2 separate regions of the Homo sapiens genome follow, and region 2 is linked to region 1. A link is a contact called in ENCODE Hi-C or POLR2A ChIA-PET data. All regions are on one chromosome and are shown on one strand. The core of a region is the stretch at or near the end of the contact, and the rest is flanking DNA. Distances in the headings are between cores, read along the strand shown.

What was found. Hi-C counts contacts between places; a loop is a spot of excess contacts on that map. ChIA-PET counts read pairs that join two places held with the same protein, here RNA polymerase II (POLR2A). Pooled maps may share reads with other maps.
Region 2: a loop to region 1 is called in a map of tibial artery, with 20 times the contacts of the local background. The contact joins the promoter of INTS14 here to the promoter of PPIB in region 1. A Hi-C loop is called at or near these places in 1 of 168 maps with a recorded cell type or tissue (tibial artery) and 8 of 50 pooled maps. POLR2A ChIA-PET finds 5 or more read pairs at or near these places in 1 of 52 experiments (activated naive CD4-positive, alpha-beta T cell).

Annotation. Positions count from the first base shown.
Region 1 is chr15:64,161,509-64,166,601 of GRCh38, forward strand. PPIB (peptidylprolyl isomerase B) reads right to left here and starts at 1,514. Exons shown (of 5, transcript NM_000942.5): 1 at 1,344-1,514; 2 at 533-646. The coding sequence starts at 1,478. It overlaps CSNK1G1 (casein kinase 1 gamma 1), which reads right to left. Exons shown (of 12, transcript NM_022048.5): 12 at 4,017-5,093. RefSeq lists enhancers at 73-637, 871-1,371, 1,179-1,428, 1,372-1,872, 1,979-2,028 and a silencer at 1,479-1,838.
Region 2 is chr15:65,609,610-65,615,178 of GRCh38, forward strand. It overlaps INTS14 (integrator complex subunit 14), which reads right to left and starts at 1,522. Exons shown (of 12, transcript NM_001394796.1): 1 at 1,489-1,522. It also overlaps a transcript of SLC24A1 not described here. RefSeq lists an enhancer at 1,440-1,599.

The DNA of each region.
Region 1 (5,093 bases), core at 264-2,763:
AGAGGTCAGGAGTTCGAGTTCAGCCTGGCCAACATGGTGAAACCCTGTCACTACTAAAAATACAAAATTAGCCAAGCGTGGTGGCGCATGCCTGTAATCCCAGCTACTCAGGAGGCTGAGGCAGGAGAATCACTTAAACCCGGGAGGCGGAGGTTGCAGTGAGCTGAGGCCGCACCACTGCACTCCAGCCCAGGCGACAAGAGTGAAACTCCGTCTCAAAAAAAAAAAAAAATTTGCGGGGGTAGAGACAGGGTCTTGCTATGTTGCTCAGGTTGGCCTTGAACTCCTGGGCTCAAGCAATCCTCCTACTTTGGCCTCCAAAAGTGCTGGGATTTTAAGTGTGAGCCACTGTGCCTGGTCAGGGCCCCATTACTCTTAAGAAAGGGCAATACTGTGTTCCCAGGGCAACAGGCAGTCGGTGCTCAGTGAGGTCCACGCTACAGATCGGCTGAACTCTGCAGGTCAGTTTGCTGCCATCCCCAGTGCCAATTTCACTTCATGTGAGTTGACTACCCCTGCTCCAGCCACTTACCTCTCCTGTAGCTAAGGCCACAAAATTATCCACTGTTTTTGGAACAGTCTTTCCGAAGAGACCAAAGATCACCCGGCCTACATCTTCATCTCCAATTCGTAGGTCAAAATACACCTGAGGAAAGAGACCATTTCCAACTTAGCTTCTTTAAAGGGGCGTTGCTAGGGGAGGGAAGGTACAAGAAGCTAACCTGAGGATGGGAGAGAGAATAGAGCCATATTTTTAGAGAAGTGGTTCTGAATCTGATTTTGGTGACGGTAAAAATCCTATGAGAATCTAATGAAAGCTCCAGACCCTTTTCTTGGAAAACATGCTTATCTATACCCTCCTTGGACTACAGGATAACAATATTTGCTCTAAACAGCTAATGGACCCAGATTCTAAAAATTAACATTAGAAAACCCATAAGGAGCGGAGCCTAAGTTCACCACTTAAGTTTGAAGTATACATACTGTGCTTTGTAATTGGAAGTGGCTAAAATTTGGCTTAAGGAGAGAAAGGATTCGGAATCCGGCAGGCGTGATCTTTCACCATCTCCCCAGCACTGAGGGGTGTTTGCAAAAAGCCTGCTCTGAGACTGCCAGTGTCGGCCCCAGATGGGTATCCGGGGATCCAACTAACTCCCTGGGTCAGGGCAGGGGCTGGGGGTGTCGGGGTGGGTCCGGGTCGTTCCCTGGACTGAATGGGCAGGACGGCCCAGACGCCACGAGGCCACAGACAGAAGCCGAGGGAGGAGGGGCTGAGCCAAGGCCAAGCCAAGGCCGCCCGGGCCCGAGCTCCGGCACCGTAAATGCCGCGGACTCCACCGGACCTTGACGGTGACTTTGGGCCCCTTCTTCTTCTCATCGGCCGCAGAAGGTCCCGGCAGCAGCAGGAAGAAGACGGACCCCGCGATGAGGGCGGCGGCAAGGAGCACCTTCATGTTGCGTTCGGAGAGGCGCAGCATCCACAGGCGGAGGCGAAAGCAGCCCGGACAGCTGAGGCCGGAAGAGGGTGGGGCCGCGGTGGCTAGGGAGCCGGCGCCGCCACGCGCGGGTGGGGGGGACTGGGGTTGCTCGCGGGCTCCGGGCGGGCGGCGGGCGCCGTTTCCCCCCTCCGGCTCGGCGCCGGATAGTAGGTCCCCCTGCGGGGCGGGCACCGACGCGGGCTCGTGGGTGGTTGCCACGTTATTGCTCCCTCATTGGGCTCCCGGCCGCCCTCTCCCGCCCACAGGAAGGCCACCGGCGGAAGGCGGCCTCGCAGAGCACGGGCCCGGGCTCCGAGAAGACCACAAGCCCCGGCATGCTCCGCGGCCCGCCCCGCCCGGAGCGCTGTTCCACTGGCCTGCGGTAGCTGGCGCTTGAGGTTAGCAAATACGTGGGCCTGGACAAGGGGCACGGGAAGCTTGTCACTGTTTTGGGCCAGTCAAGTGTTTGTCACCGCCAAATTGGCTCTAAACGTTGTGGCTTCCAAACACTTCAGGGACATTTATCCTTACCGAGCGTGGCCTTGTACGGCTCCTCCACTTGTCTTGCAAAACTTGCTGCACAACCCACTTCCTTTTTTACTGAGGCCGTCAAGTTACTACCCATTTTTCTCTCCCTTCTGTAATCTTGCTGTGCTTACTGTTGTGTATATCAATGGACATCTTATTGTATACGCTGTTCTTAACTTCCTTTACCTTTTCCCCCAATAGACTACATTTTTTTTTTTTTCTGCGGAAGGGACTGTGTTGCATTTACTCTGTCCACAGCTCCCTCACAGCGCGGCAGTACTGAGTGCCCAACAAGTCCTGGTTGGGATAGCTTCACATCCGCACTGACATGAGAAATAATTTATGCCACGGCCTGAGGATACAATGCCTTTTTCCGGAGGTCAGGAATAGTTACTAGATGTCCCCACAGGGCTATTTTAGGTCTTCACACACTTAGTGTTGTCCCAATCTACAACATAGATACTTTGGTACTGGGAGTCTTACACACCAAAACAAACCAAAACACAAACTTCCAAAATTTGGACCTATGGCGTTAAAACGTCTTTAAAACTAATTTTCAACGATTAACTTCGTAGAAATTCCAGGTCGTCACAGCACAGATTATAGGCAGGGCTCCATTTACATAAATTATGCAATGTAGTCTTCATGAGGCGCTGACCTGAGACTGAAGTTATGCAAGGCCACTGGCATTAACTTTGTTGTTCATTACAGCGGCCTTACACAGGTTGTAGAGCTTCAAGACAGTTCTCTTATTTCCCATCCTTGCACCTCAATTCAGACAACCCCAATCAGGAGGAAGTTTTAAACATTGTTATACTGACAAAGATGATCTTCCAGATCCATCTCTCATCCCTTTTTTTTTTTTTTCTCCTATTTTGTTAAGCCTCTTTCTTCACTCACTGGTCTCAGGCTGCCATAGCCAGAGAAAAATGTTTACTAAATCATGTTTTCAAAGTAGCCTCCAGCTGGGCACAGTAGCTCATACCTGTAATCCCAGCACTTTGAGAGGCTGTGGCAGGCAGATGACTTGAGTCCAGGAGTTTGAGCCTGGGCAACATGGTGAAACCTGTCTCTACAAAAAATACAAAAATTAGCAGGGCGTGGTGGTGCGCATCTGTAGTCGCAGCTACCCCAGAGGCTGAGGTGGGGGAATCACCTGAGCCCAGAAGGTCAAGGCTGCAGTGTACTGTGATCGTGAAACTGCACTCCACCCTGTCTCAAAAACAAAGAAACACTCAAAAAACCCAAGTAGCCTCCTGCACATGAGGAGCTAAGGCTAAAATGGCATCACAGCAGCCTTTCTCCCACTCCCACTTTCAAAAGAAATCAGGTTGATGGATAAAATGCTCTCAATGTGAAACTTTTCTCTCATGATTCTTCCACTGCTACCTGCCTGTGAAAAAGTAATTAAAGAGTAGTAACAAACTGGAAGGAGTCAATCATGCCCAGATTGACAGTTGTTCTGTTGGCTACATATGCAGTATGGTTTTACATTGCTCATCATAGTTCTATCTTCTGTCTGGACACATATTCCGCATTTGTAGAGGAGAATTATAAAGCTACTAAAGTTGTTCCACAGAGCAGATCCTGATTTCCTGTGTTCTACCACCTGAGAACAACAGGGACCCAGGAACTAACGTATGAGTGATAATGTCCAAATTCTTCCAGGAATATTTATTTATTTGAGACGGAGTCTTGCTCTGACGTCCATGCTGGAGTACAGTGGTGCGATCTTGGCTCATTGCAAACTCCACCTCCTGGATTCAAGCAATTGGCCTGCCTCAGCCTCCTGAGTAGCTGGGATTACAGGTGTGCACCACCACGCCCAACTAATTTTGTATTTTTAGTAGTGACAGGGTTTCACCATGTTGGCCAGGCTGGCCTCGAACTCCTGACCTCAAATGATCCACCCGCCTTGGCCTCCCGGAGTTGCTGGGATTACAGGTGAGAGCCACTGCGCCTGGCCAATATTTATTTTTTTAATTAAAAAATAATTTTCTTCTTCAGCACTCGAAGAGAGACAGCAGTATTTATTTTTGAAGTGACTCACAGGAGAAGACAATATTTAATCCAAGGAATGAAACAAGAATGCCAAATTATTTTTGTTCACAGGAGTCTTGAATCGCATCAAAGTTAGTCCTAGCTAGATTGTTAATTACAAATGAGCCGAGGGAGATTAAAAACAGACAAACCAATCAACCAACCAAACAAGCAGAAGTAGCCAAGAAAGGTAAGACATTTTATTTTACATACAAAAAGGGTGCAAACTGAGTCCTTTCCTCCCCAAACTGGGGAAGAGGTATACTTAAAGATCACATTTGTGTTTTCCATGGTGCCCTAGGAAATGGGCTACTCTGAGATCACATATCAGAACCCATTTTCCATTTTCTCCAAAGAAGGCTACTTCCTCTGCAGAGAAGATTTTCCTAATGGTGCACAAATATCTCTCCTGGAGGAACCATTTCAAATACACTTGAAATTGACATTCATGTTTAAAAATACTACAAATTTCATTTTCACAGCTGAGCTTTGTGACCAGTGCCAGGGTTTATGAAACATTATACATCTAAAAAAAAAAAAAGTAAAAAAAGAGGCATTTAACAATAATCAGACACATCCACACATTAAAACTGATTTCCACTGCTGATTTATACATTATCTAGTTGTTTAAAAATCGCAATCAACATCCCAACATCTTTTTAAGAGTACAATGGGCAAAGATCAAAGACAGATAAATAATAATATAATAAATTAGAGCATGTAATACATCCTATGGGAATTGCTGAATCAACATTATTTTCCATTGGGGGGTATATATTTTTGGTTTATCTTTATCTTTTCTGCTGTTATTTTTTTTCTCTGCTTGATAAAATGGGGCTCATTCCTAAAGCCAGCTTGCTGAGACACTAATTTCAGAAGCTCACTTGTCACTTGTTTAACCTCTGAGAATACTCAGGAACACATGGTTCCCAGCAGCTTGGGCTGGGTCTTTATGGAAGTGAAATGCACATAGATGAACACACGCACTCACGTGCGCACACACACCACACACACACACAGACACGCAGTCACACACTTCCATCTGTA
Region 2 (5,569 bases), core at 272-2,771, 1.4 Mb after region 1:
TTAGCAAAATACATTATAAATGTTAACTCTGGACACCAGAAACACATTTCCTCTTCTCCTCATTCAAGCAGACATATGGGGGACTCCCTCACGTCTGCCCAGCTCCTGTGGTAGTCCCATTCATGCAGGGAGGCCTTTTTACAAGTTGAGGATCATGAGGAGTACTGCCCTCACCTCTTAGGAGAATGGGAGGAAACAGTTTACACAGACTTAGATCAAATACAAAAAAGCACTTTCAGCCCGTGAAATCTGCTGTTGACAGTGATGACAGCTGGCAGTCTTGCCTTCTCTGAAGACACCTCTGGAGCTGGCTCTTTCTCCCAAGTGATGCATTTGTGTCGACTCCCAAATGCACCTCATTAACAGTTACAAAGTCGTGGGAGATCAATTTAGTACTCAGGTTGGAGTAAAGGAGGGAACTGAAAGTTCCTGAAGGATAGTTCACTCAAGCAGTATAGGCCTGATTAAAAAAAAAAAAGGCCAGGCACGCCTTTAATCCCAGCACTTTGGGAGGCTGAGGCGGGCAGATCACCCGAGGTCAGGAGTTCGAGACCAGTCTGACCAACATGGTGAAACCCCATCTCTACTAAAAATACAAAAATTAGCCAGATGTGGTGGCGTGCGCCTGTGGTTCTAGTACTTGGGAGGCTGAAATAGGAGAATTGCTTGAACCCAGGAGGCAGAGGTTGCAGTGAGCCGAGATCGCGCCACTGCTCTTCAGCCTGGGCGACAGAGCGAGACTCCGTCTTGGGTGGGGGGGAATCCCTGCCCACCACAGTCTACCAATTTTGTGAGCACAACACTATGTATTCCTCACTTGGGTGGATTCTGAGCCCCCAAGTCTCCCACCCCCACCCCCTTCCCACGTGTACTGTTCAAACAACTAGGGCTCTTCTTTCTCAGGAACAGTCTGAGAAATAGGCCCTAGCCACCTATTTGGCCTTGAATACCAAGTGTCCATCAGCTAGACGTTTGTAATTCTTCCCTGAAGGTGATAATTAGCTCATTCATAAAGAACTGATTCTCAGCAGTCTCGCTCTCAAAGCAGGATTCTACCTGAATTTCTAGTGCCTCACCTGCTCTTTGGCTTTCCCGTCAGCCTCCGGGAGTCCCTCCCCAGTTCTCAGATATAATTTCATCTCTAAAAGTCCAGACTGAAAATCACATCTGGGAGATGTATTTTTACCTTAAAAATCAGTCAAGAAAATGTGGGATCTGGAAGTCTCTCTTGGAAAGAGGGGGCAGAGGGGAGCTGAGCAGAGGGCGAAATCGTGCAGTTTACGCGGAGCTGGGGACCCCGAGCCTCAGAGCGAGGGGAGGCCGGGAGCAGCGCCCCGGAACTGGCGCCTCACAGACAGCGCGGGGCGGCCGCCACGGTGGCGGGAAGGCCAAGCGCTGGCCCTGGGTTGTTCTTCACCCATAACCCCTTCACCTGTAACCCCAACAAGCAGCGAAAGGCAGTCCCGGGCCCTCGGCCTCCCCACTCACCCCGTGCCCATCGCCGGACACAGTCCGTCGGCATAAACTTTCCGTCGGCATAAACTTTCCGTCCGCGCGCCACAGCCGGAACTATAAGGCCGCGCGACAGAAGGGAATCCGGCGCCTGCACTCCGCGCTGGGCGGGGCGGTCCTTGGAGAGCTTCAGGGTCGCCCGGGCAGGGTTCTGGCTCATCCCGGAGGGACGCTAGGGGGCGCGGCCTCTCTTCGCGATGGCCAATCCGCGGCCACCCCTCTCCTCCCACAAATCCCCAACTTCTCTCGAGCCTTGGCTGGGTTTCCTGCCGTGTCTCTCTGCATTGCCCTGAATCTCTCCCCATTCTCGGGCTCTTTCCTTCCCCTTCTGCCCCACTGACCCATGGGCCTCACCTGGCCCGGTGACTCTGTGTCCGCTTCACACTTTTGTCCCCTCACTCCCCTGGGCCCCGTCGGTGCACGAGCCCAACCCTTCCTGCTATTTTCCTCGTCACTCTTTAGCCCCCTCTCTCGTATCCTCTGAACCGGTTGACAGAATCCTCTTCCTGTTCTTTTTAAACTGCAATTCCTGAACTACAAATCCTGGCCGGGCGTGGTGGTTCAGGCCTGTAATCCCAGCACTTTGGGAGGCCAAGGTGGGCGGATCGCTTCAGGTCAGGAGTTTGAGACCAGCCTGGGAAACATGGTGAAACCCCGCTCTCTACTAAAATACAAAAATTAGCCGGGCATGGTAACGAGTGCCTGTAATCCCAGCTACTTGGGAGGCTAACGCACGAGAATCTTGGGGGGAAAAACCCCAAAACTGTAATTCCTGGCTGAGGTATGCTTTGTATATCCTTCTTAGCTGACCTGAGCCCAATTTACCTCAAGACTTGGCCTCTTGGTCTCCTCAGCCCAAATGCTCACTTTATTTCCCCTATCCCCTCTTTGAGGGAAGCAGAGGGCCCTCGTTCCTCTCACCCTGGACAAGGCATGCGTGCTCAGATTTCCCTGTAAGGCAACATGGGCTCTTGCCTGCCACTCTGGCCACCTGGTGTCTCCATTGTAGTCTGTGCCTCAGTGAGGTCCTTAAGAGGGCAAGAGGTGACTTTCTTTCTAACCATGTAGGGAGCCAGGGAATCCCAGCTAGAGATAGGCTTAGATGGATGCCAGCAGGCCCCTGGGTAGTTACGGTTCAAAGAACAATGTGGAACCACATAGGTTACAAAGTGAGTACAGAAAGGCCTCTAGAAGGCCTCAGGCATTTGCCTTTTTCTTTTAGCTGATAGGATGGGGCGAGATTAGGAGATGGGACGAGGAAGGAGGATGCTTTGAACTGAACAGACAAATCTGTCTGACTTCTCACAGCTTGTTATGTGGGAGATTGTGGGGCCAGTTGCTTGTAGTTTTTTCCTGTCCCTGGGAATATCCCTGCCAGCACTGGGGCCAGGGCCCTGCAGACTGCCCTATTTGCTTCAAAACTTCTTTCCCCAACCTGGCTGATCTCACCATGTCAAGACCTAGTTATGCTTGAGCAGGCATTGGGCTCCAGGTAAGTAAGGCTGCAGCCTGATAACTTAGTCATGATTTCTAATCTTGCCCTATTGGGAGGGATGTGGCCAAGAATGTGTGGGTAAGCAAGTGTCTAGTTACCCCTAATGTGACAACGACTTAGCCATAGGGTTACTGTCCTCGTGGTAATTCTGGCTCAGTTGCAGGGTCTGATTCATTACCTTACCCAACCCTAAAGCTTAAGTTAGTTCACTGATGGATGATCAAATCTTGTGACCTAGTTCTTCTGAATAACAGGCTTTGGGAGACTTGGAAAGCAAAAAATCAATATATTAAATTGATGATAAAAGGCACAGCTACCAGGAGGACTGTGTTACTTAGGGCAACTAGTTTGTTTGTTTGTTTTTCCTCCTTAGTGGAATCCCATTACAAATCAGAAGGTTGTTCAGTGACTATAACATCAGAGAACATCAGCACAAAGGTTAGAAGGTTTTAAAGGGGGTGTCTTTCAAGCCATCACTGGCTGATGAATTTCTTTTCCCCACTCAAACGACCCTCAGCATTTGCGTGTTTCCACACACACATTAAAGGAAATCAATAAATAGTTTCCTTTGCATAATCTCTCATTCCCTTTATTTTTTCCTGCCTTGAAACAGTGGACTGCTGTCCCAAAGGCTTTGAAAGGCAGTGTTTGATCCCCAGTCTGACAGAGGAAAGGTTTATGACAGAAAAACCATGGCTCTCACAGGGGCTAGGTACTGGGGAGCTCAAAGGGAAGTCTAGATATCTCAATCTCCCAGAGCACGTGTTGAAAATGCAGATTCCCAGACCTTGCCAAGTGAAATGGAAATGAAATTTCATGACTTCGTGCTTGAGAATCTTTGCTGTTAAGTTCCCAGGGTGATTTTGTGTGTGTGTGTGTGTGTGTGTGGTGACAGGGTCTTTGTCACCCAGGCTGGAGTGCAGTGGCATGGTCATGGCTTCTTGCAGCCTTGACTTCCTGAATTTAAGCAATCCCCCCCAACCTCAACCTCCCACGTAGCTGGGACTACAGGCATGTGCCACCATGCCTGGCTAATTTTTAAATTTTTTGTAGAGATGGGGGTCTCACTATGTTGCCCAGAGTGGTCTTGAACTCCTGATTTCAAGCGATCCTCCCTCCTTGGCCTCCCAAAGTGCCAGGATTACAGGCATGAGCCACTACATTTGGCCCCAAGATGATTTTTCATCTACAGAGATAAGGGATAGGGAATGAGTAAGTGAAGAAAAGGCTGAGGGGTGGGGGAAGAGCAGTGGGCCTACTTCTCTTTTGCATTCTTCCCGCTCTTCTCATACTCCCATGATGTCCTTTGCCCTGCATTTCCCTTTCTGCCCCTGTAGTCTGGAGACTGTTCACTCCCAAATCATACTTCCAAGCTCCAGCCCCTTCCTCTCATCATTACCTCCTCCCTATTTCACTATTTTCACCAAAGCAGAAGTCAATCATAAATATGACCCTTCTGTCTTCTGAAAAAAAATTTTATTATGGAAATTTTCAAACATAGACAAAGATAGGGAGATTAGGATAATAAATCCCTGTGTGCCCTTCACCCAGTTTCTGCTGTCAATGCAATCCTCATCTCGTTTCATGTACACCCCTACCGACTTCTCCCCACATATTATTTTGATGGAGATCCCTGATAGCATAACATTTTATCCAGGAATATTTCCTTATGTATCTTTAAAAGAGAACTTAAAAATATATAATTACAATACCATTATCAAATTTAACATAATTAACAATAAATCCCTAATATCATCAAATATCGAATCAGCTTTCAAATATTCAGTTGTGTCATAAATATCATAAATTTTACTTTTTTACACTTTGGTTATTTGAATCAGGATCCAAGTAAGATCCAGATATTGAAATCCGTTGCTATATCTCAGAAGTCTCTTTTAATCCACAGGTTTCCCCCTCTTTTCCTTCGAAATGTATTTGGAAAACTGTGCTCCCCCTCCTTTTAAAATTGCTCTCAATCCTCTTTCAGTTTTTTCCAGAGCATTTGAGAAAACCGCAAAGCTGCTCTCTATTTTAAATAATGAAAAGACTCACTGAACAAAGAAAAGCTTTACACATTTCCAATTCCAACTAACTTTGCCTCTGCTCTGAAAATAGGGTGAGCTTTATCCATCACTGGATCCCCCAGGGTCTGGCATGTGATGGTGGATATGCATTTGTGGAAAGAAGATAGGAGGGGAGTAAGAGAGGTTATTGGAAAAAAAAGTCAAAGAGGAAAGCAGAGAAAACTTGGTAGATACTACATTTCTCTAAGAAAGTAGAAAGGAACTTCTTTCTTCCATACACTCTTTCCTTTGAAAAGTGCTATAAAGGCCTAGAGTGGTGGCTCTCAGCTCTTCGGGAGGCGGAGGCAGGAGAATCGCTTGAGCCCAGCTGTTCGAGACTAGCCTGGGCAACATAGAAAGACCTTGTCTCTACAAAAATTAAAATTAACCAGGTGTGGTGGTGTGCACCTGTAATCCTAGCTACTCAGGAGGCTGAGGCAGGAGGATTGTTTGAGCCCAACAGTTCAAGGCTGCAGTGAGCTGTGATTGTGTCACTGCA